Regions from separate parts of the Mus musculus genome. Here region 2 is linked to region 1. A link is a loop called in an ENCODE intact Hi-C map of the cell type or tissue named here. Cell type or tissue: gastrocnemius. All regions are shown on one strand. Each heading gives the region's core, and the rest is flanking DNA. Links, peaks and the distances in the headings are about the cores only.

What was found. A loop is a pair of places that touch in the nucleus more often than their neighbours do. Peaks named below come from ENCODE experiments on the same cell type or tissue, not always from the same donor. Only the 100,000 strongest peaks of a DNase experiment are listed, where the experiment ranks them.
Region 2: a loop joins it to region 1, with 2.3 times the contacts of the local background. A loop is called at or near these places in 2 of 42 quality-filtered maps.

What each region holds. Positions count from the first base shown.
Region 1 is chr12:83,105,207-83,120,053 of GRCm38, reverse strand. It overlaps Rgs6 (regulator of G-protein signaling 6), which reads right to left. Exons shown (of 17, transcript NM_015812.4): 14 at 13,171-13,296; 15 at 3,755-3,941. Among named protein-coding and RNA genes, the nearest start is that of 1700030I03Rik, 8.8 kb to the left of the region's middle. In gastrocnemius, for the core only: a CTCF peak has its summit at 5,468; DNase peaks (open chromatin) are centred at 5,216, 5,459 and 5,812.
Region 2 is chr12:83,295,522-83,310,368 of GRCm38, reverse strand. All of the region lies in intron 6 of Dpf3 (D4, zinc and double PHD fingers, family 3), which reads left to right. Among named protein-coding and RNA genes, the nearest start is that of Gm51988, 150 kb to the right of the region's middle. In gastrocnemius, for the core only: no CTCF peak of the experiment used is centred there; DNase peaks (open chromatin) are centred at 7,778 and 8,520; H3K4me3 peaks cover 925 bases; H3K27ac peaks cover 987 bases.

The sequences.
Region 1 (14,847 bases), core at 4,474-6,973:
AATGGCGGTAAGAAAGAAGAGGCCTAGGAGAACTGCCTGCAATTCTATACCTAAACTGAAAGTGCCAATGCACACACACATGCACACGCACAAGCACACGCGCACACGCACACATGCACACGTACACACACACATGCACACACACACACACACACACACACACGCACACACATACACGAGATGGGGTGGGGGAGGTGGGATGGCCTCAAACGCTCAACTATCTCCCTACTTCAGCTTCCCAATTGCTGGCTTTACAAATGTGTTCAGCTAAATGTATCCTTATTATACATTACAATTTATTTCCTAGCTTGTCCACTGAAAATACTGAGAAACAAACAACCCAGGGACCATGAGCACTAAGCATTTGCTACTAAGAAGAATTGGGGGTCCTTAGCGACATGGCTTCTTCCAGATCCAGGACAGACCACAGAAGCTTGGAGTTTCCTTGCTATTTGGATGACAGCAAAGATTGATGCGGTTATATCAGAAGGAATCAACTGGCTAAACATGGTTAAAAACTCATGCGTCAATAAAAAAAAATCAGTAAAATAGATCATAAAACATATTAAATGTGTTCAAAACTCATGAGTTTAAAAGACACTGAAAACAAAACAAAAACTCCCATCAGTCACCAAATGAGGATGATACCAGGTCACTCACTGTGCTGGAAACCAGCAACAAAGAAAGAATCAAATGTTCTCCTGCCCTTCTTACATGGACTGTAATAGTAGGTAATGGAGGGGCAGTTGAGAGGAATCCCTCCTGTTGGAAGCCTTGCAGCTCATCTACAAGGAACGAAGGCTAAAATGAGGACGTCATGATTTCACTACCCCAGTTAACTAATGGAGTTCAGCAAGAAACACCGAAAATGGCTAAGATATCACAGACACACACACCACAGACACACAGACACACACACACACACATACACATACACAGACACACACACACATACACAGGCACACACACACACAAACACACACACACAAACACACAGACATACACAAACACACAGACACACACAGACACACACACACACAAACACACAGACACACACACAAACACACACACAAACACACACTCAGACACACACAAACACACAGACACACATACACAAACACACACACACAGATAGACAGACAGACATATACACATACACGGAGAAAGAGAGAAAAAGAGAAAGACAGACACACACACACAAAGACACACACACACACACAGATAGACAGACACAGACATATACACATACACGGAGAGAGAGAAAAAGAGAGACAGACACACACACACACAGACAGACATCATTGCATGCCTTGTGACAGAACAGACAGACATACACACATTGACATCACTGCCATGCCTTGTGACCGGACAGACAGACAGACAGACAGACACACACACACACAGCTAGACACAGACACATACACGGAGAAAGAGAGAGAAAAAGAGAGAGACAGACACACACACACAAAGACATATAGACATTATTGCATGCCTTGTGACAGAACAGACACACATACACGTAGACATCACTGCATGCATGCCTTGTGACAGGACACACACACACACACACACACACACACACACACACACACACACACACATCATTGCATGCCTTGTGACAGGGCAGCACAATAAAGTCCACAAGTCAAAGTGAAACCTAATTAAATGTCAAAATTGAACACCCAATTGATAGGAAATGTGGGCGACAGAGGAACATGTTGTGTGGCACCACAGGGCCATCGCCAGAAAGACCCAGACTGAAGCTTTCAGAGGATGAAACATTCAACGTTGTCAAATATCCACAGAGGAGGGAGGAGGGGATGAAGGGAAGGGGGCAGGGTGGCCTGACCTCATCAAATATGCACAGGGGTTGGGGAGGGGAGAAAGAGAATTAAAGTATACTTTAAGAACACACATGTTGGTTTATAGCACTATGCAGCCCTTATTTGGAATCTGGTTTTAAATGGTGTTTTAAAAATTATTTATGGGACTGTTAAAAGTACATACACTTGTCTGACGGTATTAAGGAGCTATGGACACTTTATTAAATCGTGACAATGGTATTGTGGCAATGTTAAAACAAAAAAGGGTACTGTCTTAACTGGTCAGCAGGTAAAAGTGTAGGCGGGGACACAGCAAAGAGGAGATTGGTCACATACTCATGGCCCTTGAGGTTGGATATTGAGGTTCATAAAGGTTTGTGTTTTTGTTCTTTCCCCTCATTTATGTTCAAGAGTTTCCATGAGGAAATGCTAGAGCAAGCCTTCCCTGGTGAAACACTTGGGGTGTCACAGAGACTGGGCACATCATGGCTTGGCCAGTGTCTCTTTCTGAGGTTTCATAACCTTATAACTTCATCATCATGTGTTTCAGGCCATCTGCACAGGGCTTCCTCAAAGAGCTTCTCCACACCCCCCCCCCCCCCGCCTATGGAGTCACATCAATATTGTCCTCAAGAGCATATACAAAGATATGGCGGGGGGCGGGGGGAAGAGTCCTTGTGATTTAAGGATTTTACTCCAAAGCTACCAAGACCACGAGGGCCTCATGATGTCATTGGGTGAAGACTGAGTCAAATCTGCCCAACATGGGCACTCGTGCCTGTTAGTGGACACCAAGATGGGGGAGAAAAGGTGTGGGTGAGGAGCTGTTTTCAGACTGAAGTCTTGAGCGAGTGACAAGGGACACTGGTCATGGCCTTATGTCACTGTTTGCATGGGTATAGCAGTGTAGACTATCCTAAATAGGATGGTAGTGGCAGGGCAAGCCACTCGAACTCTCTGTGTATAGCATCTGTAAGCATCTTGACAGGGCCCTGCAGGGTCGAATTCATCCTGTGGTCTCCATTTAACACCAGAGCTCACACCTTTGGGGTCTTTTCCCACGGCTGAAATGGCCTACTGATTTGTCTGTCTCTCTCACCTGGGTCTTGCTGAAGACAAGGGCTTTCATCTGTTCTTTGTGGTATCTCACCTTTATTCAGGGCCTGGAATATAGACACCCAGAAAACACTGCCTGGGGACAGTCACCATGGAAGCAGTGCAAAGTGTGGGCATCACAGCTGGACAGGGGTGGACTTGATTCTTGACCTGGCCAGCTCCCAATTCCCACTTTAACGGTGTCATGTTATTGTTTTCAGCCTATCTAGTAGAGGGGTTTAGATTTTGTAAAATTCTGTAAATCACTTTTCTTTTTCTCTAGAAAAGATAAGACAGATACAAATGGTCCCACAATATATAGCCGTTTGACTTACAGTACCCTGAAGTTACAACGGTGCATAAGCAATGGGCACTCAATAGATTTCAGATCTGGATCTTTCTCCAACTAGTGCTGCTTGGTATGATCCTCTTTCTAGACACTGGATAGTGAGTGAGCTGAAGCTCCCAGTTAGCCTGTGCTCCTGAGGAAAAGGGCAGATCCCTGACCGTGTTCTGAAAATGATAAGCTTTGACGTGCGTAGTGAGTACATTTTACTAAACTAGTTCAACTCACGGTGGGTTTCCCAGGGTGCAGTTCCACTTAGCATCCTAACTTGAAGAACTATAAATTTCTGTATCTGTGTAGTAATGTAACCTAACAAGAAGATCTTGGGATTTCACTGTACACTTACCTGGCACAGTTTCTACTGACTGACTTATAAATAGTGAAAGCTGATGGTCAAACTACTCATAAAACCTCTGATTTGTATTAAAGGATCGAGTTGTAAAGTGATTAAGGAATGCCCTATGACAATAATTTGGGTCAATGAGCAAACCTGGGCATCTTCAAATGTGTATCTCCCTCCATCTTTGACATTCTGACTGGTTATCTCATAGCTGTGAGAATCCAAGTTGATTGCACTTGGGGCTCCGGGAGCTAGAAACTCTTGCCAGATTTCCTCCACCCTCTTGGCCACGTCCTGTAGAGGTTGCTTCTTGAGATCTTGGACAGACAGCCAGAACCTGGAGCGCAAGCAGAAACACAGTCAGTTCTATTTGGACACTGCTAGAGACGGTTCCAGAGCTGATGCTGTGTGTCCCCTGCCTGTCTTGACGCCACATGTGAGTTCCACAGGACTGCTAAAAGTACAGAGAGTACTGATGGGGACAGAATAAAAGTACACATAAGAAGATGTGAGCTTCTGGGGACTGGCAAGATGTCCTCTTCCCTCTGAGTAAAGAATTCTCAACTCCAGCACAATAGCCATTCAGGCTGGGGGATTCCTCTTTGGTATAGAGGGGCTGTCTCATAGATAGAACACCAAGTCCCAAGCCCCTCCCCACGGCCTACTAGGTATCAGCAGCATCTTTTAAGCTACGACAACTAGCAAATATCTCCAGAGATTACCAAGTGTTCCAGAAATAAAAACTCTGCTTGGTTGAAACATCAACTCTTCTTCATGCAGATCTCTACACAACGTGAGCCCTGCTGTCAAATCTGGCTGGGGCCACTTAGGGACACCAAAATAGGAAAAAGAGATTAAAGCGTCTACTTAGCAGTTAAAAGCACTTGCCGCTTTTCTAGAGCACCTGGGTTCTGTTCCCAGCGTCCACACTGGCCAGCTCACAATTCCTTGTGACTAGTTTTAGGGAATCCAATTCCCTCTTCTGGCCTCCACAGGTACTGTAGGCATGTGGTGTGCATATAAACAGGTAGGTATCTACACACACACACACACACACACACACACACACACACACACACACACACACGAATAAAATAAAATAAAAAAATTAAAAGGAACATGTCCCAAAAGCATGCAGAACCCTGAATTTATAAAAGACATTTTGTCTAGAATGAGCCAGCCACTCATGTTAGAGAGCAACAAGGGGTGGAGGTGGAGGGGGGAGGTAGGGCAGGTATTCACATCAGTTCTCAATATGGTGCCGGGCACCTAGTAGGTCCTCAATAAACAGTTTAGAGGGGATATGTCAGACATAAAGCTGGAGAGGCATCTCTACCAAAAGATTCTTTAGGGAGTATGAGAGAAAAGTACCCACCCTTACTTCCACTTGCCTCCCCAGAATCTCTCAGCTATGGACAGAGCCCCATATGAACACGTTCCATTGAGAGCTTTAGTCAAGTGAGTTAAAGCAACCCCAGCACCCCCTGCTCCAGGATTCTCCAAGGCATTATCTCAGTGGCACCCAGGGCTGGAGGGCACACCCTCCCCTGCAAAGGGGACAGGCCTGTGTCCTCAGTGAGACAGTGAAGGATCCACTGCTGTGCCGAGTGTACAGTGCACAGCCACAGGCAATAGAACACAGACATGAGTGTGTGTGTGTGTGTGTGTGTGTGTGTGTGTGTGTGGGTGTGGGTGAACTCAGATGAGCCATAAGGCAGAAAGGCCATTCAATCTGCCGTTAAATTCCACCCAAAGAAAGATGTACTTGCTTATTCATAGTATTAAATATTTTTATTCTTAAAAAGGAGTTGCGTGTTTTTCTGCAGCTCACAGATGTGTGGCCCAAAGGTGTCACCCAGTGGCAGACCTAAGTAATGCAGCCCCATTTCCACTAGGAACGTTGGGACATTGTGCTTGATTCCAGGCTATCTCCAACTTTCCCAGTTTGCCCTTTAGGAATCTAATGATCTCTTTAAAGAAACCCCCCCCCCAAACCTGAAGAGCCAAGAAGGCAAAGAAGAAAAGAACACCCCTCTATCAAGAAAACAGGGAAGTCAGTTCTGTTCTCAGCCTGGCTCTGTAGCTGTCTGGAATTGTACTGTTCCAGGTAGACTTTGATCATCTGGGAAATGGGTACAAAGTGGGTGAAGGAAGAGGGACCCTGGATGATTTCCCAGCCACACTTAACTCTGGAATGCTTCCAGGCACCTGGGTGGGAGCCAAGGAACAAGCAAGCGGCAGGCCAGTCACCCTGGGATCACCACCTCCCACCCTGAGATTTTAGGATTTCAACTCCCACCCTGAGTGGTGTTTGGGGATAAAAGCTGCCTGGCCTCGAAGATGCTCTTTTCATCTCCTGCCTTTCAGCCCTCCTTGGATCTCATCTACCTCCAGGGAGAGAAGTCGCAGAGCTTTATGGTACCTACTGGGTCAATAAAGGAGCATGGAATGGCCTCTGGGCCAAGTCTCTGGCTGAGGACAGCCTTCTGGGTCATATTTCTCCCTGTGCCTGTGGGGCTTCCGTGACTTCTCGCACAAATAGTTGGTCCATGGGTGATTTTTTTGTTTGTTTGCTTCCTCCATCAGTGTCACTTGGGAGGTCACCTTCTACCATCTGTCCCTTGCTAATCTAGTCTGCTGTGTAGGAAGCCATGGAGACCCCATGGGAAGGCCCTGAGAATATCTGAAGCTTCTAGGCTCTGTAGACCCCTGTGGTTTCAGGGGGCTTCAGGATGCCTTTTGCAGAAGGACGAGAGAGGCACTGTATGGCACATCCTTCCCAGAGTATACAGAAGGAGCAGAGAGGATGTCAAAGCAAACTTCAGAATCAAATCAAATATATTTTTACATTGAAATCAAAAGATTTCTTCCATCAGTTCAAGTTGAGAATTTTCGCTTTATCAAAACACAAGGAAAAACAGCAGGCATGTCACAGGAGAGGGAGAAGGGGAAGTGGGGGGAGGAGGGAGAAAGGGATGGGGGAGGGCACAGAGTGTATAAGAGTGACATTCCCTGGACAGCTTTCTCTTTCTGTGTACATAGGACTCAGCCCAGCCTTCTGTCTGTCTTGGAGATGACCTACCTTGTCTCTCCTAGGTGACAGCAAAAATGTTGTCACAACAGCATCCTGACATCTCTTATGTGTTTACCATCTTGGCTTAGAGGAACCTTTGTGATGATTTGAAATGCAGAACAGGCTGTGGTTTGTGCTTGCCTTCTTCTTGCCTTGCCAGTCTGAGCTGAACTGGGAGCTCAGGCCAACCCCCTCCCTGCCCTCCCATTGCCAAAGAGCCACAAAAGCTTCCTTCTGTGTATCCTCTGTGGATGGGTGGCCCATTGAGGATAGAGAAATGGCTGCTCTTATCAAAAGCCTGCAGGTACCGCTCCGTTGAGGAAGCGGTTAGTTGTCAAATGCCAGCCGCTCCATCAAATGCAACCATCCTGCACTAAGCCCTCGGCTGGAAGCAGAGAGCCTTAGGGACTGGCAGGGCTTGGTGGCTCCAGGGTGTGTGGAGACCACCTGCCTTGCCTCTCCCCTAGCCACTGCCAATTGTCAGAGCAGAGAGAGGTGGTGCTGTGCTGGCATTTGATCTGTGTTCGTGACTTAGAAATGAATGCAGGAGAGGAAACTGGTCTTGGGAGAGGGCAGCTTGCTCCAAACGCACTAGGGTAAAACATCTGGGGTCCATGGAACTGGAGGATGGTCCAGGACTGCCTCACTTGCTCCCTTTCTCCCTAGATGCTGACAAGCAATGGGGGTTTTCTCTTCCAGACTGGCTAGCGCACAAGAAGCCATGCGCCATCGATCATTTACCATTCCATCAGGAGGTCTGTACATCTCCGCACTTACCAGCTTACCTGCCTTTTCACTAGCTAGAATGTTCAGAGGCTATACAACACAGCCCTGAGCTTGCTCCCAGAGAAAAAGTGAACTCCTTGGCAGAAGGATGTGTTTCTGTGCCCTCTGCTGGTCACTGGGTGACTCAGAACAATGGACAAAAAAAAAGAGCTTTTTGTCTGGTTGGGATGCGGGGTTGCCCCCATGAACAACTAGCATGAACAGTGCCCAAGCTGAGCTTGGCACAGGACAGGAGCCACTGCTGAAGTTAGCCACAGCCTTTCAGGAGTCACTCTCTTCTGACTTGTCATCTGTTTGGTTATTGTGGGATCCCCACTGGCCCTAATGAAACTTCTGGGGTCTTCCTAGGGCTTGGGGCAACTGCTGAAGCTATGGCTGGAGATGGAGCTCTTGAGGCAAAACCTGGCACCCCCCTGTGCTTGCTTTAATTGCTTCTTCCCTCAGCTGACACCGTGTGGAAGTAGGGCCATCAATCTGCAGGTTAGAAGAACAACTCTGCCCTCTCAGGAGATGTTACAGCTCATAAAAAATGTAGGGGGACGCTCTTTGTTGCAGGTTTTGATTTTTAACTCATGCCCTGCTGTACAGCTGAGGGTCTCAGGCCAGGAGGACAAAGGTTTGTACAGGGAAGATGGAGCAGGAGCAGGGGCAAATGGCACTGTCACCATTTTGGGGGTTGGGGGTGGAGGGACTTCACAAAACAGGGAAAAGGATAAAGTCAGCTCTGTAGGGCACGCTTCAGGACTGTGAGGCTCCCAACCTGCTGGCCCAGGAGTGGCCACAGTTCTAGGGCAGCTCAACTCTGGACTTGGCTTGGCTGCTTAGAACAAGAGATGAGCGGCCTCTGGTGTAGACAGTCATAGCAACGTGTGTGGTTGGACCTGCCCCCTTCTTCTATCCTCAGGCATCTCATGGACCCACCCTGAAGAAAAAGATCGGGGCCGGGGGAGGGGTGTGGAGTAAGCTGCTTTCTGTACAAGTGTGAGGACCTGAGTTCAGATCCCCAGCACCCATGGAAGGCCAGGTGTGCACGTGTCATTCAGGGAAGACCCTTGGCGTTTGCTGGCCAGCCAGGCTACCAGATCAATGAGCTGCGGGTTCAGTGAGAGATCATGTCTCAAAAAATAAGGCGGAGAATGATCAAGAATGACATCTGATCTGTACTTGTGCTTTCTGAAGACTTTTGTATGTGCATCCATGTGCACATACATACACTCATTCAGGCATCTATATGATCATGTTCATATACCATGTACACAGTGATCAGAAGGGGCCTTCCTGTGATACTATGTCATCACAACTACGTTCCTTGAAAGGTCTAGGCAGTGCTTTGAGGCCCTCTTTTCATTATTCTGAAGTCTTAGGGTAAATTTCACCAATTGGCTACTTCGCTGACACTCCATATGCTGTGCCTGGTAAGACTGAATGAAATATCCCTTGTGCTAGAGAGATTTGAAGAGCACCAGAAGACAGAAATAGGAAAGCACTTTGCAATATACCCAGCTTCCTCTCTTTCTCTCTTTTTCTTCTTCTGTTTTGATTCCAGCATCCGGGGCTCATGACCAGCCCTGGGGAGAGGGGACATCCCAGCAGGACCAATGTAACAGGCAAACAGGAGCCTCAAGCTGTACACTTTCCCCAGCTCCCAGGGGCCACTGTGCACAAAGACCATGATAAAGGTGCACTTGCTCAGCCATGCATGGCTACTGTGGACAAGGGGCAGAGACAGATTAACCCTGAGACCTTGGAACCTGGGTCATGGATTGGTTTAGCAAGGTCTGTAATGAAAGGAATGAACGGAGGGGGGGGGGGGAATGAGAACAGCTATTTTGTGATAAGGGATTGAAGGGTCTTCCAGTCGTGTGACTTAAACTCAACTTTCCTCTTAGTGTCCAATTATTCTGAGTACCATCAACACAGAACCGGGGCCTCCGGAGAGGATTACGGGAAGCTCCCGGGCTGTGCTTTTTCACTCTGCTATTCTATTTTCTTTATCTACCTTCCTGTCGTGGATCAGAGGGGACCTTCTTTAAGTCTGGATTTATGCATGCAGGCTGGGGGCTGGCGCATTCACACGTGTGCACGCACATTCTTTCACCCAAGATTAAATGTAGCCCTCCTGGCACCAGGCAAAGCTGCTGGCAGAGGCACAAATGGAAATAGCAGAAGGGAGGGAACACCTGCCAGGGACACACTCGTCAGTGCACTTGGGACTTCAGTGTCATGCATATCTCCTGAGACTTAGTCTTATTGGAAAATTGGCCCAGGTTATGCTGCAGCTTTTGTCAGCAAAGCCCGCAGACTGCAGTGAGCAGCTAAGCAAGTAGACACCCCTTGGGCCTTCATGGTGAATAGGATTCTATGGTCATTCTTCTTACTATCTATGAGATTTCGGGTGTCAAAGGGCTCTTGAGTCTACTTTCGAGCTGAGAAACCAACAAGAGACATACTCTGAATCATTCCATCGTGGAGCCAGAACAGAACAGAAGGACCTATGGGGGACCCAGCTGGAGATGGAGTTTGGGACTGGCTGACCCCACAGAGAGACCAGATGGGAATGTACGGCTTGTTTCTTGCATGGCCTAGGGAGGCTGGGATTGTTTAATCCATTAAAATAGTACTCAGAGCTGCCTCCTCACTCTGAAACCCCACAGTCCCATAGTTTTACTAGATGAATGGCGTTATCAAAGCCATTTGACTATGTAATCCCATTTAAAAGCCTCCATCGCAACCGTAGCCAGAGAAACTAGTACTTGGATTTGACCCCAGGTGATGTTTTAGGTGTTAACCTAGTGTAGATGATTAGAAGTCAGGGCTTCTGTTGCACAGGCCTGGTCAGGAACCAAAGCAACCCCCTGAGCTGTGGTTAGAATGCTCTAGAGAGACTGCTGAAAGAACTATTGTAGCAGAGCCTGAAGTAAGATCACCTTGTCTAGTTCACAGCCAGCACGGGGCTGATCAGAAAGGCAAAGGTACACCATGAGTACCGACATCATCTCAGGACTGCATGGCCAGGCAGTCATATGGCACCAGGTGACAGATAGTTCATCTTGATTTATGGTTTTTACTTGATTGGCTTGGGAAGGGTTTAGGGGATCAGTGAAGCACAGATCTGCAGTGTGTGTGTGTGTGTGTGTGTGTGTGTGTGTGTGTGTGTGTGTGTGTGTGTGAAACGCATTTCCATAGAGGATAAACTAAGGGAGAAGACAGCCTGGATGTGGGCTGCACTGCCCCCATAGGCTGGGAGCATGGATGTATTGAAAGCGGGCATAGGGGAACGCCCAAGGTGCAGGTGTTCTCTTTCTTTCTGCTCCTTGGCCACGAATGTGTCTGCTGTCTCACCCTTTCCACCAGCATCCACGGAAACCTCTGTAGTCAGGGGCCAAAGTGAACATTTTTCCCCTTGAGTTGTTTCAACTATTGGTCACAGAAACATTTTATCCAATACCCACCTATGGCTAATTCAGTGCCGTGGCTTAGAATATAGTCCCTGTTTTCACTTGGTCCTGTGATGTCTTGTGAACTCTTCAAAGTCAAGCTTAGGCTGTGTTTACTTTCCCTCACATCCATTTCTCCTTCCTTAAAATACTTCCAAAATGGCTCTAGAGGCTACACTTCCTTGTATTTAACTAGTAACATAACAGTTTCTTGTGTATTTTCTTTGTGGACCTACAAGATTGTTTGCAGAGGGAGTTCACACATCTTGACTGTCTAGTACTCCCTAGCAGACCCTGGTTAGGCTTGCTGTAGCCTAGGTTTGCCATAAACATCACCTGATGCATGATCTGGATTTTACACATTAACATAAAAGAATATAGTTCATTTCCCAACATTACAAACTTTGATTTTTTTTTATTTTAAAAATTCAAAAAGTAATGGAAGTCTATTTTATAAATTATCATGTGAACATGGAAATTAGCTTAGTATGTAAAAGAAAACCTGGTGCAAACAGGGTTGGGCTTTTGCGGTGCTGGTAGTGGACCTCAGCTGTGGAGACAGCACCTCTCAGTTAAGAACCACTATGATGGCCAATCTTGGCCATCAAGCAGATTGTACATGGAACCATAACAAAGCCACTAGGCCCTCCTATGGGGAATTTTCTTCCTCAAACTATTTGAAGTGGGGGGAAGACACACTCTAAATGTGAGTGGCACTTTCTGGTGGCAGCCCAAATAAGAGGATGAAGGAAATGCTGCCATTTGCATGACTGCCCTTGCTTGTTGAATTGGATTGGTGTGTTCTGTTGCTGTGGAATTTCTTCACCAATATTACAATCTTTAGACTGAAGATCAGCAGCTCTCCAGAAACCTCCAGGCCTTCAGTGCCAAGCTGGGACTGTTGAGATATCCAGTCTCATGGACTGAATGAGGGCTGTGAGGGCCATTGGTGGACTAACTGGATCACGTACTGTACGTGAGTCTAACGATCCTCCTTTAGTGGATATATCCATCCTGGCAGTTTTTGAGGACCATGACTAAGACAATCACTGAGGGGTCTCACCTAGTGATATACCTAATCACAGTCTGTATCCCCTGGTTATCTGATGTGGGGGTGGGGGGTCTCAGTAAGTCCACAGTTCCTCCTTGTCTGTGAGCAAGAACTTCTTTGCTCTCCCCTTAGCCCTCTCTTTAGTTCACAGCAGCTCTCATTTCCCAGATGTTTTTTTTTTCTTCTCCTAGCAAATAGTCGTTATTTGCATATTTTCCTCCTAAGTTATGGGCCTACAGAAACAATCAGGTATTGTGGCATCCTCTGATCCAGAAATCACACGGAAGTGACAGAATTCTTCTCTAGAAGAAAGTGTGTACTTTCATTAGTGGGTATCGTCCGATCTCTAGTTACACCACACTGACTTGACTTGCTAGGGCTAGGGTTCTAAGTTGAGTCCATCGATGCCCCCTTTCTGTTTAACAATAAATTGTTTGACAATTGCTGTTAACAATACAAGGACCCTCAATCTCTAGAGCTGGCACATTTGGGGGAATGAGTATTCTGAGCTGCCTTTTCACCCTGAAGCCCCTCCATAGTTTTACTCGAAGAATGGTGTTATCAAAGCCATTTGGCTATTAATCTCATTAAAAGCCTCTATTCCAGTTGGGCGTGGTGGCACATGCCTTTAATCCCAGCACTCAGGAGGCAGAGGCAGGTGGGTTTCTGAGTTTGAGGCCAGCCTGGTCTACAGAGTGAGTTCCAGGACAGCCAAGGCTACACAGAGAAACCCTGTCTCGAAAAACCAAACCAATAAATAAATAAATAAATAAATAAATAAATAAAGCCTCCATTCCAACCATAGCCAGAGAAGCCAGTACTTGAATTGACCTCCCACCCCATGATGTTTTATTGAGAAAGAGAGATGGAGAGTCAGACTATTCAAATATACCTGTGTGCGGGCACATACGTGCACACACACACACACACAGAGAGAGATAGAGATAGAGAGAGAAAGAGATAGAGAGGGAGAGAGAGAGGGAGAGGGAGAGAGAGAGAGAGAGGGAGGGAGAGAGAGAGGGAGAAAGGGAGGGAGAGGGGGGAGAGAGAGGGGGAGAGAGGGGGAGAGAGGGGGGGAGAGAGGGAGAGAGGGGGAGAGGGAGAGAGAGGGAGGGGGAGAGGGAGAGAGAGGGAGAGAGGGAGAGAGAGAGAGAGAGAGAGAGAGAGAGAGAGAGAGAGAGAGAGAGAGATAGAGAATACAATCCAAATGTTTACTTACCTGAGATTTTCTGAGCTGAATTCTGACTCCAGGAATCTGAGGAACTGGTCCCGCCCCACCTGGTCCTTCAGTATCTCATCAAAAGAGAAGCCCCAACGCTTCACTCGCTGCTGGCTGGGCTCTTTGCTTTGGGTTGGAGGAGAAAGTTTGAAAGATGATCAGTATTTAAAACAAACAAACAAATAAAAACAAAGCCCCTGTCCGGTGCTCCCAAGCAACTCGTTTGTTTTGCCACTGACGATGAGGGAAAATCATCTCAGGCGTAAGTGACAGAGGATACAGAACCCACACAATTTCCATGTGTGCCCTTTTACACGTCAGTGTAAAATGGGCAGGTGGAGACTCCTTGTTTGGTGAGGGTCACCAAAGCACCCAGCAAGTGACTGCTGTGGACAGGAAGCTGTCCCCACCCCTGATGGACTGAGGGGGCCTCCTCATGCCACTCCCATCAGTTACAGATCCAACTTTCCACTCTTATCCTTTTGGCTCCTTTTCTATTCCCCAGGATATCTCATGAATCCAGCCCTTTGTCTAAGACCCTGGCTCCTTATCTTTCTTCTTCAATATAGAAAGGAGAGACCGGCCTCTGATAAGAGTTAAGTGATGCACCGGGTTATAAACGCATGGCTCTCACCAGAATAAACCAGACTCACTTAGAAACAGCATGCTGCCTTTGCTCACTGCTTTAGACACTGTGCGGTGTTTGTAGGGCACCAGGTAGACACTGTTCTAATCCTCTTACATCTATCTGCTAAAGGGCCGAGTCCTTACAGATACTCTGTGCCATATGCTAGGATTGTCCCGGTTTCCAGATGGGGAAACTGAGATCTAGGGATCAGTTGCCATGAGAATCACAGCTAGGAAGCGATGGGGTCAAGAATCAATCATGTGACTCCAAGCACAGCCTTAAGCTTTGAGCTCATCCCTGTTCTGCAATCTCATATTCACAAGGAAGAAGGCGGGGTCATAGTATCCTCGTGCTGAACTCCTTCAGATCCTCTCTTCCCACACGAAGTCTATTGGCTGACCCTTCTTGAAACAAAGGCTCCCACTTCACAAGTTAGCGCCAGAACCTCTCCTCCCCTCCCCTCCCCTCCCCTCCCCTCCTCAAGATGTGGTCTGCAGATCAAGCAGGATCACAGGTCACAGCCAAAGTTGCTGAACCAGAAACTCCAGTTTCACAAGGGTCCCCAGAGACTTAGTCACAGCAACACTTGGAAACCGCTAGTGGAGACAGAATTTTTCCTTTTAGAGTCAGATAGGCACACCCCCTACCGGTCAGCACATAAGATCATGGGGTTTTCCTTAATATAGAATTGACATACTATCTCTATTTCTCTCAGAAGAGAACAGGTGCATCGAAGTGCTTTAAAAGCAGCACATTCTAGAGGAGGCTCAACAGGAGAACTTCCTGGACGGGTGGAGCCATTTTATATTCATGCTTGGCAGGCTTGGAGTCGCCGTCTCCTCATGCCAGCAAGGTGCTAGTATGGCTGATGACCTGAAGTGAAATTTAGAATGTAAGTAATGAAAGCTTAAACTTGAGTTGTCATCTGTGGCTAGAGACTATGGTACTGGATATGTGGTCTAGATGCAAGCCACCCGGACCCAGCTACCTGGGCACTGACTTGTGTGATTGGCAGCAACGTCTTCTGTTTCTAGGGCAGTGATCAATAG
Region 2 (14,847 bases), core at 7,444-9,943, 190 kb before region 1:
CACCACCAAAAAACAGGGCTCAGAGAGGTGAAGGGACTTCCCCAGGTCCAACAGCTAGTTGACTGTGACACCAAGATCCCATGACTTAGAAATGGCATATTCTAGGTCTGGTCTCCTACTATGGGGCTCTCCTAAGAGCTGAGGGAAAATCGTTTTAGAAATCAGTTAATAAACCTGCATTCTTTATTTATGAGGCAGTATCCTGTGTGCTACACTAATGGGTTGCTTCTAGTATCGGATCGGCAAGCCGGAGTCAGGTAGTAATTGCAATTGAATGGATTACATGATTTCTAGGCTTTTCTGTTTAAATTTATTAAAATCACTGCACACTAGGGCATTAGCGCAGGCTAGTGATACATCTGAGTGTGACCTACCTCTGAGTCATGGGTGGTGTTGACACTTCAAGAAGTTCCACTCAGTGCCAATTCTGTCAGTAGGATCTTTGATCCCCAGGATCCTAGCCCTGCAGATATGGCTGTGACTTCTTAGTAACCGTGCTACAGGGTGAGTTCTCTCTTCGAAATCTAGCTGGAGGTATCTATTACCTAGTTTTTCCTCCTTACTGTGAGGAAAATACAGAACTGAAGCTTCTTAGGGGGCTTCAGCGTACTGATTCAGCTCCTGATTTGAAAGTGTATGGTCAGGCCATCATGGCAGGCAAGGCATGCCGACGTTCATGTTGTCTTGCTAATACGGCAGTTGGGCACAGGAGCCTGCTTGCCTATATCTTAGCAGTTCAGGGAACAGAGGGTGTGGGTGGAAACAGGACCAAGCTATAATTTATCCCATCTGCTGCCCCAGTGACCTGCTTTATTGTAAAGGCTCTACATTTCCCCCAAGCAGTGCCATTGGCTTGGCGGTGGGCCTTTCTCATTCAAACCATAATGGGGCGCAACCGAGTCCAATAGGAGCCATGCTAGAGTAAAGTCTGAGCTCTCTTCCCACTCTAAAAATCTGCTTTCTGCCATGTTTATTCCAGAGGGAGAAGGGGAGAGAGCGAAGTGTGGGTCTCAGGTTAGGTCTGCTTGACAGTGGCTCTGCTGTGTGTGTCCTCTTTGTGGTCCCTCAGAGCTCCAGACCTCCCTCATCACACCCAGCCCTGCACCGTGGGCTCCCTCCCACATAGCAGCTTTGGGGTGAGGCTATCTCCCTAGACCAGATGTCTCGGAATAGAAAGGAGAAGTGCATTGTGGGATATCAGGAGATTATGCTGTGAGTTGGAGGAGCTATGGCTGGATGACTGGTTGGGTGGGCAGCCATGGAGGTCCTGGAAAACCTGCTTTCTCCTCAGCCCCTTTCAGATCAACCTGCCTTCACTAAAATCAGAGCGTGGCAGGTAGATTCAGATAACTCTTTCTATCTTATGAAAATTTTCTTTGGAGGGCACAGAGGCCGGCATTCTCCAGGGCTCTTGTGTTTTGTGCTTCAGACCGTGGCAGGGAAAGAAAAAAAAAGCCAATAACTTGGCCTTCAGGCTTGCCGCCTTGTGCAGTGGCTGGGCCATCACTCAATTGTCTCTGGCTGTTGTCTTGCAGATCCTTGGCTCTGTGTGGGTGAGGGAGTGGCAGAGGAGGCTCTGTGCCCCAGAAACTTGATTTGTGGAGCAGGGCCTGTGGGAGGGATGGAGCACTGGAGATAGCCCCTGTTTGTCCTCACAGAGCTGGGCCTGTTTAAATATGTAAATGCCACTGTATCTCGGCCATAGGTGGCCCTGTCCCTGCAGGGCTGGCTTGAGGGGTGTTGGGAAGTTCCTCAGATGCACATCCTGGACTTGCTTGCCTCTGTTTCCTTTGCCCTGCTGCCTGTCCCTGTCCTCTTTGTCCTCAGAGGTCCTTGCCATACCCATTGTCCTCTCTAGAGTGCCACCATAGCCACCTGTGCCCTCTGAGATGACTTTCTTACCCACAGGAACCCTTTTAGCCATGATGCTAAGAGGTTCTTTTTATTTTTGAAAATAATTTTTCCCCTGTGGAAACAACATTTGTTCATGGAAAGCAGAGCTGTAGGAATGTCTGAAGGGGGGAAATAGCTCCTCTGTTGTCTTAGGCCTCAGAGGGAACTCAGTTTTTGCAGGCTTCGCTGGGATTCATTCCCTCCCCGCAACTCTCCCCGGGCCTTCCACTCACCAGTATGAGAGGAATATCTCTCCAGGTCAACAAACGTGTTTCCATGGCAGCAGTTTAGGGTTGCATACTATTTCACGGCGTGGACATGCCACAGCATACGGTTGTTCCGGGTGTGCGGTCAGTACTCAGCTTGCTCGATGTTCAGTTTAGAATTTGTTCTCTATTAACACCCTTGCAGCTATTTCTTCACAGTTCTTTTTTTTTCTTAGCATCTATTGTCTGTAATAGTTTCATTATGGCATTTTCCCGAAGTGAATATAACTCATTATTTTGACTGTGGTACTCTCCCATTACCCTCTCCATTTTCTCTTTCCAGCCAGACCCCCTTCTCTTTCCTATTATTTATTCATTTTTATTTATATTTGGTAACCCAATGAGGAGTTTAATTAGGGTTGCCTATGTGACCCCTTGGTAAGGAGTCACTCACAGGAACATGAGCATCTTCCAGTGACTATACCCCTGAAGAAAACGTCTCCTCCTTTCTCACTAACTGCCCCTTGGGAGGGATAGGTTCCCATGAGCCCCTCCTCTACCCAGGACAAAATGTTAACCCAGCCTTTTATAATGCCTTATTATTTCCTGGGAGCAGAACTGTGAGGTCATAGAGCCTGATGCTAGTCACAGTAGGGACGTGGCCTGTGCCAGATGAGAGAGCTGGGGAAGGGGACTGCCCTGAGTGCCAAGCTGTGGCTCTGCCACTTGCTGTCTGGGGCTTGGAGAAGGTGGCTTGTTCCAGGTATCATGTTCTCTGTGTGCAGCGGGAAGTGCACCTGACTGGGCAGGCCAATAGTGAGGACATAGATAAAGGGTTTGCATACGATATGGTTGAAGAAACATTCTTCCACCATAGCTCTTTCTTCTTTCTAAGTATACCTGGAGATATCAGGCTAGTCATACAAGGAAGAATAGTGTATGTGTGTGTGTGTGTGTGTGGGGGGGGATGGTCAGAGGATATATCTCAAGGCCAGTCAGATTTAAATGAGTACAGAGTGAATGGATTCCTGTCTCCATGGATACAGAAGAATTTCTGTAGAGGTGTGTAGAGAAGTCATAATAGCAATGGTTCCTGGCGTAGGTTATGGATCTGGAATGCTCTATGAGTTTCCTCTATGTGAGCTATTTCAATCTCACAGAAGGGTCATGAGATAGAAACTACGGTCATTGCCATCTTCAAGACGAGGACTGGGAAGAAGAGGGGTCAATAACTCTCCCAGGGTCATGCAGGGAGTAAGTGGAGAGGGGGGATGTGATTGCAGCTGTGAATCTCCTCCCACCCCTTCCATCCTTGGTAAACGATGCGATGTGTTCCATGTGGACCTTGAGAGTGCTCCACAAAGCTCCCTCTCGTACTATGTGCTAGCAGTCTGCCTGTGTGTATGTCTTCTCAGGCTACACAGCGTACCATCTCAGGCAAGGACCATGTCCTAGGCCATCGGTACCAAATCCATAGCACAGGGCTATCCCAAACCCTTGATGAATGGCTGGAGAAGGAGCTTGCCAGGACAAGAGACAGGTCACCTTGTCCAGAACAGAGTGTGCGGTAGTGTGTATCAGGTGTCTACGGCAGGAGGGATTACAGGACACCAGGCTGGGCTCATCCGAAGAGTGACTATACTGTCAAACTGGGGGCATGTTTAGAAAAGTTAATCTATAGGATGATTCAGGTGAGATGCCTGGAGCCCAGTCATGTATAAGAAAACGAGGAGAAGCCTGGATAGTACCAAGAGCAGGAACAAATGAATTAAGAAAACAAAGCAGGCCCTGTGACAGGAACCCCACAGCATGGTGGGGATGGCTCACCTGGTAAAGCATTTGCCTTGAAACTGTGAGGACCCGAGTTTGATTCCCAGAGCCCACATGGAAAAGGCTGGATATGGTACCCAAGCTTGAAATCCTAGTGCTGGAGAGGCAGAGACAGGTAGATCTCTGGGGCTTGCTAGGTAGCAAGCCTAGCTTGTTTAGCAAGTTCCAGGCCAGTGAGAGACCCTGTCCACTTCAAATAAGTGGAAGGTGCTTGAGAAGTGATGGTGGATGCTGTCTTCTGGCCTCCGGAGAGGGAGAGGGAGGGGGAAGAAGAGATACAGAGACAGAGAGTCAGAGAGATAGACAGAGGTAGAGATAGAGGAGGGGGGAAAAGAAAGGAGAGAGAGAAAGATAGAGATAGATAGATAGATAGAGAGAGAGAGAGAGAGAGACCCTGCAGACTTGACTATGGTTGAGAGCAAGAGGCAAGAGGGTTGCCTGTGAGCGGGGGAGAGAGAAGCATCAATGATTCCTGGTACCTGGAGCTCGATACGCTGAGACGTGAAGGGAGGCTTGAGTGGAACATTTGGAAAGAAGGACATTTGGAGAGTGATGGGACTTTGCCAGGAAAGCCGGGAAGTATCAGGAGGCCCAGGCAGAAAGTCTAACAGAAGCAATGGACTTTTGTTTCCCTAAAGGTGCTAGGGGTCACAAAAAGGTCACACGGGGTGACTTAGGAGTCATGAAAAGTCTGCTCTGTACTGGTACAGCATTCCTCAGGTCATCATCCAGACCTAGCAGGTAGACAGAGGTCCCCAGAGGGGGGACACCCACAAGCTTCCAAGAAGGAGAGAGCTGCCACCATGGTAACTGGCTCTGATTCTTGACTCTTCTCTGTTTATTCCCCCCAGGAATGTTGACCGTTATATTTATTAGTTAAATTATTTTTGTGTAATTGAATTATATTTTATTATTTATTTAAAGAACTAATTAAAGACATGGTAACATGGGCCTCCCTAGAAATGGGGACTCAGACACTGCCTTAGACATAATGGTTAAGCCAGGCAGTGGTGGCACACGCCTTTAAGCCCAGCACTTAGGCAGAGGCAGTCAGATCTCTTAGGCAGAGGCAGTCGGATCTCTTGAGTTTGAGGCCAGCCTGCTCTACAGAGTGAGTTTCAGGACATCCAGGGCTATACAGAGAAACCCTGTTTTGAGAGGATGGTTGAAAGAAGATGGTTCTGAAGTCAAAAGCCCAGGATTTGAAACCTTGCCATGTCATTTCCTAGCTGTGACCTTGGACACATCCAAAACTAATAACGTGGATACAAGTGTTAGAGTTTCTAGGAAGGCTCAGTAAGAGAGTGGGGAAAGGCATCAGTTCATTGCCCTCTTCATGGATATTGCCAATAGATATTTATTTTCTTTATACACACTGACAAGGGCACTTATCACCCCAGGGGAATCCCTGGTTGTGTTCTGTGTACCAGGTTTTGGAGTTGTTAGATCCAGGGATGCAGCCTATAGAACTGAGTGAATTGGCAAAAATGGCTAGGGTTCTGGATGCCATGCTGCGGGCAGGCCCCAAATGTGTCCTTCATGATCTCGGACTGACCCAGGCCTCACCCTGTCTCTGTGGTATACAGACTCATGACCTCCATTTTACAGACAAAGAAACTAAGGCTTAGGTGACGTCACTTCCCCTAGGTCACGGGGCAAATTGCCAGCTTTTTGTTGCCATGTTTCTCAGTAGGGTGGGAAACTTAAAACAGTTTGGTTTGGAGGCTGTCTGCATCTCTCTTCTGGGTGCTCAGATGCAAGTTACATAGCATCTTGAAATGAAAGACTTCCCTCTTCTTCCTGCTACTAACTGGAAGCCATATTCACATATAAGTTCCTAAAGAAGCAGGACAGCTGCCCTTAGTTACAGCTGGGTTCAGTGGTTACTGGGTCCTGGGTCTGGACTCACACAATAAAGGACAATGCCAGGCCTTGAGATGTTTGTTTGTAAAAAGGCAGGATGTCAGCTGTGTGTGGTGGTATATACCTGTGATCTTAGTACTTGGGAGGTGAATGCAAAGAAATCAGGAGTTCAAGGCCAGCTTTAGCTACATAGTGAGTTCAAGGCTAGCCTACATTACATGAGAATTTATTGCAAAAAAGGAAAAAAAAAACCCTACAGAAATGTCAGGATATTTCTACTCCCCCAGCTCCTGACATCACAGGAATGCAGCTGCTGGCCTTGCTGGGCTGGTGGGGAGATGGGAGTCAGCAGACCCTGGGCGTATGTTATGGCTAGGAGCTTATATCATTTTTCTATCATAGCCGAGGGGGTAAGGGATTCAGGGGGCACACAGACCTTTCAAGGCTGAGAGAGAATAACCACGAGGAACTAGAATGGAGAGGACTTAGAAGGAATCTGATCGAGGCTCAATATTTTTACAGTGTGGTTTGTTCAGGGATGTATAGAGGGTTTGTAAAAGAGCTGGAACTGGATCCAAAGGGCTCGCGGAGGCAACCAGCTCATCTGGAGTCCAGCCTTGGAGGCCCACCCTAGTGTGGAAGCCTTGGGCTTGCCAGAAAGGGGCTCCTGCACGAGGCACTTAGGCAACTGCAGATGCAAATGTTGCAGGTGCTGGATGAATCTTTCATTCTTTTCTTTTGGGTCCTGTGGAGCCATTGTTGACTTTTAAAGAAACCCCAGCTGTTTCAAATGGTCCTTAGGGATGAACAAGCCCACCCTGAGATGCATCTCTCCTGGGTTGGTTTGTTTTGTTTTTGTTTTTTGTTTTTTGTTTTTTTTTGCCTCAATCTCAGTTTATCAGCATCACACAGGACTTTTCTCACTTTGTTCCCTACTGGGCAACTGGGTGGGGGCTCTCCTTACCCATAGATGGTACTGCAAAGAGGACAAAGAGGGGCGCTGGCCAGGTGTGTAGAGCTCCAAACGTCTATCAGCCAGCCTGTTAGTGCATGGTTCTTCTGACCAAACGGAACGCGTGAGGCCCTGCAGGCTGTGGGTTCCACTCTGAAGAAGTGAACAGGATGACATCATGCAGAGTGAAGGCCCCTGGGAAAAGCAAGCTATGGAGGTCAGCCCCAGGCACTGAGAGAGCCGGGGACAGGAGTGACAAGCAGAAAACACATGGCAGCTGTATTCTGCAAAGGCAGACAGACAGACAGACCTGGGTTTGAATCCTGGCTTTGCCAATCTGGGGAGCCATTTATCCTTTCCCACCCTTAGGTTCCCCACCTGTAAAATGGGATCCACATCTTGTAAGTGGTAGGGATTGGAGGCTGCCTGACTGCAGTTACGATGCCCTCCGGCCAGCAGCAGATGCCGGGTGCTGTGATTTGCGTCCTAGCTGAAGGAGTTGGGCTGTAGAGGGAAGGGGCTGTGTGTCTGTGCCATGGGCAGACGCTGGGAATGCAATGCGCCTTGTGGCTCCCAAGGCCTCGGCTTTGTCTCTTGGACACTCATCCTGTAATTGCTTTCAGTCGCTGCTTTCAGTCTCTGGGAACCACTGGCTCAGATACCCACTGCGTGCTCCAAGTTGGGCTGATGAAAATGTGCCAGAGTCATTAAGTTATCAGTAGGGAAGGCAGCCGCTTCTCCCCGGCAGGAAGGATTCTGCTGTCTGCTGAAGCCGGCTTTGTTCACAGAAACTGCCACCCCTCCCCTCCAGCCCCCTCCACCCAGCCCCAGACAACGATTGGAGTAGGGTAGGGGGTTAGGGGACATGCTGTCCCTGCTCTGGGACAACACTGATGGCATTCGTAACTCTAGCCTGGAGGTCCCATGTGGAGTACCCAGCTCTGGACTAGGAATGTGGGCAAAGCTATTTCTGCAGCTTGACAGATGGATCTGCCCCAGGGGGAAGGAGAGAGAGGGAGGCAAGCTGGACTTCCCTTGTCACAGCCATTGCTCTTCACACGCGCTGCGCCAGGAACACAAAATCCAGGTGCTTGCTTGCCAAGGTGAAAAGAAGGACCTTAGGCTGAGCGCAGATGGGGCTGACTGGTCCCAGGGGTGATGGCTGCAGAGGCACACATGACGTAGAGCAGTGGGCCCTGGGGAAGGAGGCTATAGCGGGAAGCTGGGGGTTCAGCCCTCTCTGCATGCTTCAGCAGTCTTGGGGTTTAGTCTGATTCCCTGCGACAGCTCCTTCCAGGGCAGGATTGCCGACTTGATGAGAGGGGAGCAGATGGCGACAGTACTTTATTTTCAGAATGTTATTTTTCTCCTTACCTTCTTCCCTACCCTACCCCATTACCCCAGACTTTGGAGGAGAAACACGCCAGCTCCCTCCCTGTTGGGGTTTATTGTGCTCGCCTGAGCCCCTCCGATGGCAGTGGGGGATGGTGACAGCTGATGGTGACTGAGTCTCACCATGGATCCACTTTTAAATGGTTGTCTTACATCTTTCTCCTTGTGGTGAGGTAGGCGTGCTGTTGCAGCGAGCCCCCGTTCCAGAGAGGGTATGCAGGTGCGGGCACACTTAGCGGCTTATGGAGGAGATCATGCCCGTTAGCAGTTTCAGGCAGAGTTTGAACCCACCCAGTTCAGATGTAGACTATTCAGATGCCCGTGCAGTTCCCCCTTCTCCAATGACAAAACCGACCGAGGCCAGCACAGCTGATCACACTGGCATGACGACCAGTGACCTGCCCTAGGCAAACTTCCAGGAATCCACTCTCTGACTCAGCCATGCTTGCTCGGGGCCTAGGTTCACCCTGGTGGATTTAAAGCTTTTCACTGGAGTAATTCCCACATCACCACTCCCTGATTTCCGAGGCAAGATAAGATCCACAGGGGCTGGAGAGAGAGAAGGGGTGGGGGGGGGGAGGTAGCGCTCAGTTGGTGAACTGTTTGCTCTGCAAGTGTAAAGGACCTGGGTTTGGTTCCTGGGACTCATGTAAAAAGCTAGGCATGGTGGATGTGTGCTTAGAATCGGAGCGCTGGAGATAATATAGGCAGGTGTTCCTGGGGCTCACTGGCCTGCTAGTCTACCCTACAGTGAGCTCCAAGACATAGAGAGAATCCTCCATGCATGCACACACAATGCATGCATGGATGCTCATGAACACACACACACACACACACACACACACACACACACACACACACACACAGGAAGTATATTTCAAGATGGTAGCCAAAGAACATGAAACCCAGTGCAAAGCTCATTCTGATTGCCCAGATCAGTTGCCTATGAAGTTGGCCCTTAGTGTTTGGAGTGACTGGAAAGTAGGATTAAACACAGGAGGCCGGCGTCCTCTCCAGCTTGCCTACAGCAGTCAACACAGGCTTTCCAAAGCACATCTTCCCATCAAAACGTGGCACTCTGATTCCGTCGCACTCTGATTGACCTCCTCTCTTACCCTGTGATGATGTCACTTGGAAGACTAGGTCTTAGTATCAGTAGCTTTGTCTGGAGCTCAGTGTCTTCTCCATTAACCCCAGTTCCTCCTAGCTTGCCTTTCAAGCTGCCCTCCCCGGCTGCCTCCCTTCAGCCTGTGCCCTGCTCACAGACCACCCTGGTAACTCATTATATCCCTCTCCTTCCTAGCTATAGTCCCCGTCCTCGCCAGCTGCCCTGTCTTCTGCTGGAAGGAGTAGTCTATTAGCCTTTGGTACATCCTCATTTCCTTGTCTCAGCTTCCAGAAGGCCATGAATTATCTTCTTGCTGTGGTGGCCTTCCAACGGCCATATGCAATGGTCCCCTCTTGGTCTCCATTTCTTGGCCTTTCTTAGTGCCTCTGCCTCTAAGCCTCAGTCTGCTCACTTTTAAGATTTGTGCATTTGTTACTTTTCTGTTGCCGTGATACAACACCGTGACCAAGGAAACCCATGGATGTAGCTTGTCTTTTGCTACTTTGCGGTTCTCCTTTTATCCACCCTTTCAACCCCCTAACACTAGACAAGACAGGGGGGACAGAAGGAGATTCCTGAGTAAAGTCATGAAGCAGAAAGGGGGTAACATCATTGTCAGACAGCTTCCTGCTGATTAGTGTGTGGAGTTCCTTGGTGCAAGTTTGATTTTTGCCGTCAGCATATCTAATTTCTTCTTCATTTTGTTTCTTTGTGCATGATACTTAAACAAACTGTGACCAACACCCCACCCTGCCTCTCAGGTCCCTAGCATTTATATACCCCCAAGAAGTCCCCAGAACATCAAACATCACACAATCATCAAAAACTATCCACAGCCGCCAGACTCCTGCCCCTGCTAGAGCAGTGGGCAAATCCTAGCCAGCTGCTGTGGACATCTGAAGCAGCCCCACATCCCACACCTGGGATTAAAACAAAAACAATCTTATATTTCTGTTTGTTTTTTTAAAAGGAAAGCAAAATTCTAAAACTCTCACTATAGATAGAAGCAAGAATTTATTTGGGCTTTTAGTTTCAGAGGGTTGAGAGCTTAGCACGGCAAGGAATCATGGGAGCAGGAACAGGTGAGACCTCACATCTTGAACCACAAGCAGGAAGCAGAGAGAGTGAACTTGAAATGGCTTGAAGTTTTTAAGCCTCAAAGTCCACCTCCCAGCCCCAGTGACACGTCCTCCAGTAAGTCCACACCTCCTAAGCCTCCCAAACAGCCCTGCCAGCTGGGGTCAAGTGTCTGAATGCCCCAGACCACAATGGGGGGACATTTCTCATTCAAGCCCTCACCATGGGACTGGACTGCCCTGAACATGTTTGCTTGTTGCATTCAAGAGTCCCAGCTGGGGCCTCTGTGCTTCTTCTGTCCTGAAACCTTCCTTCGGTGGAACATGCGTCTGGCCATCATGTGAGTCTTTGTTACCCAATTAAAACAAGGAATCTCAAGTTTCTACCTCTGTGGGTCCTCTCCACGGCTTCCCTTGCTGTATCTTAACACCCGTAACTTCCAGTGCCAGGGTGCCTGTAGCCCAGCCACATCCCTCTCCATAAGAATAAAAGTACCATAGGCCGAACCCATTTTCTTTCTTCCTTAAATCTAATTTTTCTCCTACATTCTAACAGCTCACCCAAATCAGGGATCTGGGTGCCTTATTCACGTCCCCTAGCTGACATCCAAGTGCCTGTGGCAGTCAGATCCCACGCTGACCACTGTGGATATGGTGTGTTAGTGTGTGCGAATGTACAGGGTCTGTCTCACTGGTTGCCTGTAGGAGTGATGTGGATTAGACCTGGGACGGTGAACACCAGGGTCCTGATGATTGGCAGAACCTCCCTGGGGAAGGGCATTAGAACTAAGAGCCGAAGGGTGATTAGATGCTCATCAGGCAAACTGGGGGTGGGGATTAGGCTATGCAGAGGGATGAGCACACTGGAAGGCTCTGTGGTAAGGAGAAAACTGCTTAAGAAATATACAGGAAGGCAAGAAGGAGGCGGAACCCAGTGCCAGATGAAGCCAGGTCTGGGCAGTGCACCCCAGAGACAGCCATGTTAGTTGGTACCATTCTTACTCTGCTTTCTGCCAGATTCTGTCTTGACCCCTCTCTTCATGATTCATTTCCACCCATAAGGTCATTTCCCCCCCACTCACCAGCAAGGCAAATAGTGTCCAGCCATCTTTAAATTCATCCTGTAAGCAGTATGCTAACATATGGACCAGATTAAGTTGATCCTCCAGGTTAACTGCCTCCCTTCATCCCTCACAGTCAGGATGAACTGTGCCTTTCTTGTTAGCTCCCTCCACCCCACCCCTTTCCTTTGCTGCAGCTTTCTCAAATGGCTCTCAGTACCAAGTGGCTAGGCTCTGGAGCCGCAGGTAAATCTTGCTCATCTCATGCTCTCCTGCAAGGGGTTCTTACCCTAGGAATCCATTCTCCCCCAGCTCCAGCTGTCTGCTGCCTGTCTCAGATACCCCTCTCAGCCATCCCTGCTCACACAGCCATGCACTATCTCTCCTTTATACGTTCATCTCTTTGGCTAGACCGAGAGCTGCTTGGAAGAGAGGGATGTGGGTTCCTTGACTTCCTCTTTTCATCAACACTGAGCTGGCGTGTATTAGCATTTAATTAGTACATTGTTGAAGGTCTAGGGACGAATTGACAGACACTGTTCAAATGAGCCACAAAAGACAAGGCACTGTATAAGGGAGTCTGGCTTCCAGGACACTTTCCTGAGCTGCCTGGATCTGAATCTTCTAGTGACCAATCTTGTGCCTCAAGGGAGACTCCACCCTACACCCTACACACACTAGGAAAGTAGGTAGACCAGGTTGATTAGTCAGGCCTAAATCTTCTCAAGCTTTAGAACTAAGAACTTCCAGGACAATGTGGGACCCTGGTATGTTGAACAGGTGGTTGAGTATCCCCCACAATTCCCATTGCTTCCGATTCAGGGGCTGGTGGGGGAGCTCCTGAGAGTTTGTTTCTGCAACAAGTTCCCAGGTAAGGCTGGTAGTGCTTGTCTGGGAAGCACATGTTGAGAATATGTGCTCTAGCAAAAGAATTCATTTTCTAGAGAGCCATTCTCTACAGTGTTAGGGGAGGAGATGGATGAACCACTTGAGTTTAGCTTTATAGGCTTTCAGAGCCATTAGTGTTTGTCTTAGTTTAGGGATTCCAATGTTGTGAAGAGACACCACGAACATGGCGACTCTTATAAAGGAAAACATTTAATTGGGGCTGGCTTACAGTTTCAGATGTTTAGTCCATTATCATCATGGCAGGAAGCCTGGCATTGTGCAGACAGACATGGTACTGGAGAAGGAGCTGAGAGTTCTATATCGATCTGCAGGCAACAGAAGGGGACTGTGTACCACACTTGGGCATAGCTTGAGCATAGGGACCTCAAAGCTCACCTCCACAGTAACACACTTCCTCCAACAATGCCATACCTAATCCAGCAAGGCCACAGCTCCTAATAGTGTCCCTCCCTATAAGGCTAAACATTTGAACACATGAGTCTATAGGGGCCAACTGTATTCAAACCACCACACTGTGGATAGATGGATAAGATACTACAGGCTTGCCTCCACTCTTGGTTCTCGTCTCTTCTACAACTGTTTCTATGTCCTTTCACCAGCCAATGAATAAATATATTTTGTAGAATGTGCATGGCAGCAGATGAGGCTGAGCTGCAGACATCAAATAAGTCAGTAGGGAAGCACCCTGAAGGGAAGACTGCAGGCATAGACAAGATCATTACTCGAGTCCTGGGGGGCACCTGTCCTGAAGGGTGGGGAGTTCTTATCCCTGGAGTCCAAGAACAGGCTTCTGGAGTATTAGTGGGATAATCTTAGTGGATGGTTAGTCCTGGTGACAGTTAAGATCTTGAAATTCTACGATTAAGAAAAAAAAAGTCGGGCGTGGTGGCTCACGCCTTTAATCCCAGCACTCAGGAGGCAGAGGCAGGTGGATCTCTCATTTCAAGGCCAGCCTGGTCTACAAAGTGAGCTCCAGGACAGCCAGGGCTATACAGAGAAACCCTGTCTCGAAAAACCAAAAAAAAAAAAAAAAAAAAAAAAGCACTGGCTGGCCCAGCAATGCACAAACAGCTCACTTAGGATCATGGGTGGATCTGGGGAGGGCCCAGGCTGCCTTGTGCTAACACTGAAAGCATCCTCATCAACGTGTGTTTGGTGACTAAGTAGATTCACATCCAATGGCCCTGTAATTTGTTGCTTATTGAACTCAGATCATTTAAAAGGTTAAATGGAAAAAGCCACAAGCAGGCAGAGAGTGCATCTCAGGGGCCTCTTTAGGTCTTGCCTCCTAAGTCACATGGAACTGAGATGCAAGGCACCATCTTAGTTTGTTTTGAGAGAGGGAGGGAGGGAGGGAGGGAGGGAGGGAGGGAGGGAGGGACCTTAAATTTATAGCTGCTAGGCCCCCATCTTGAATTTTAAACACTCATCAAGGATGTTCAACCAATGCCAGATTCTACAGAACAGGTTGAGAGATCAAAGTTTTTCTTTGGGAGGGTCCAGCCCTTAAGATGTGACAAACAAGGCTGATGTCTCTTGCCCATTAGTTAACATTTATTGAACAGCTATTATGTTAGACTTAGTAAGATTCTTAACAAATCCTATTTACAGTCTTCTAATTAAGATCATAATAATGCTTCAAAATGAGCATTATTATCTTCATTCCCAGAAAAAAGGCACCCAGAAACTGGACATATCTTGTTCAGTTTCACATAGCAAAACTTTCTTACTTCACTTTGGAAGTTGATATAACTATAAAATTGAGCTCTGACAAAGGTAGTTCAAAAATTAAAGCTCTACACATCTGAGTTCAGATGCAATATCAAGTTGAATCCAGCAGTGTATCAGTTGAACAATATACTCTGACCAAATGGAGCATGTTCTAGGGAACGCAGGAATGGTTCGATGATAGGAAATATTAGGAAACCAACCTAACTCACCATATCCATAAACTAAAGAAAGGCTGAGTATTAGCAGATGCTTAAAGGGCAGTCAATAAAAACTTTCCTATAATAAGATTCTAAGTCAGGAGTAATAGGAAATTCTTAAATGTAATAAAAGCTAAAAATTAGCGACCAAGTCATTCAAAGCAGGGAGACACTAGATCCAGGTTCATAAAAGTAGGAGATGCCCAATTCTGCCATTTGAAACTATTGTCCTGGCTATTACTCAGGATGAATTATGCTAATTAGAATTAGTTTATTTAAATAAGGGAGAGAAGAGATGGTGCTATGTAATGTTGCCAACCCCAGGAGAATCTGAGGAAAAGGCAAGCTCTGAAAAGTCCTTATGGTAGTGCCTAACAGCGCTTCTCCTTACAGTGATGGTCACGGCTACTGAACCGGGGCTTGAGCTCAGGTCTGAGTCCCATGAAGCAGTATGGTCTCTGATCTGGGAGACAGTCCCTCAGAGCCAGCTCATTCCCCAGTGCCCCAAGCAAAGTCCACCTTGCTTGGTCGTCTGTGAGCGCAAGTAGGATGAGCATTTGGGACCATGGTTTCACTTTGAAGACCCCAAAAGCTCCTGTACTTGACAATCCCACTCCCAAAGCCTGAGG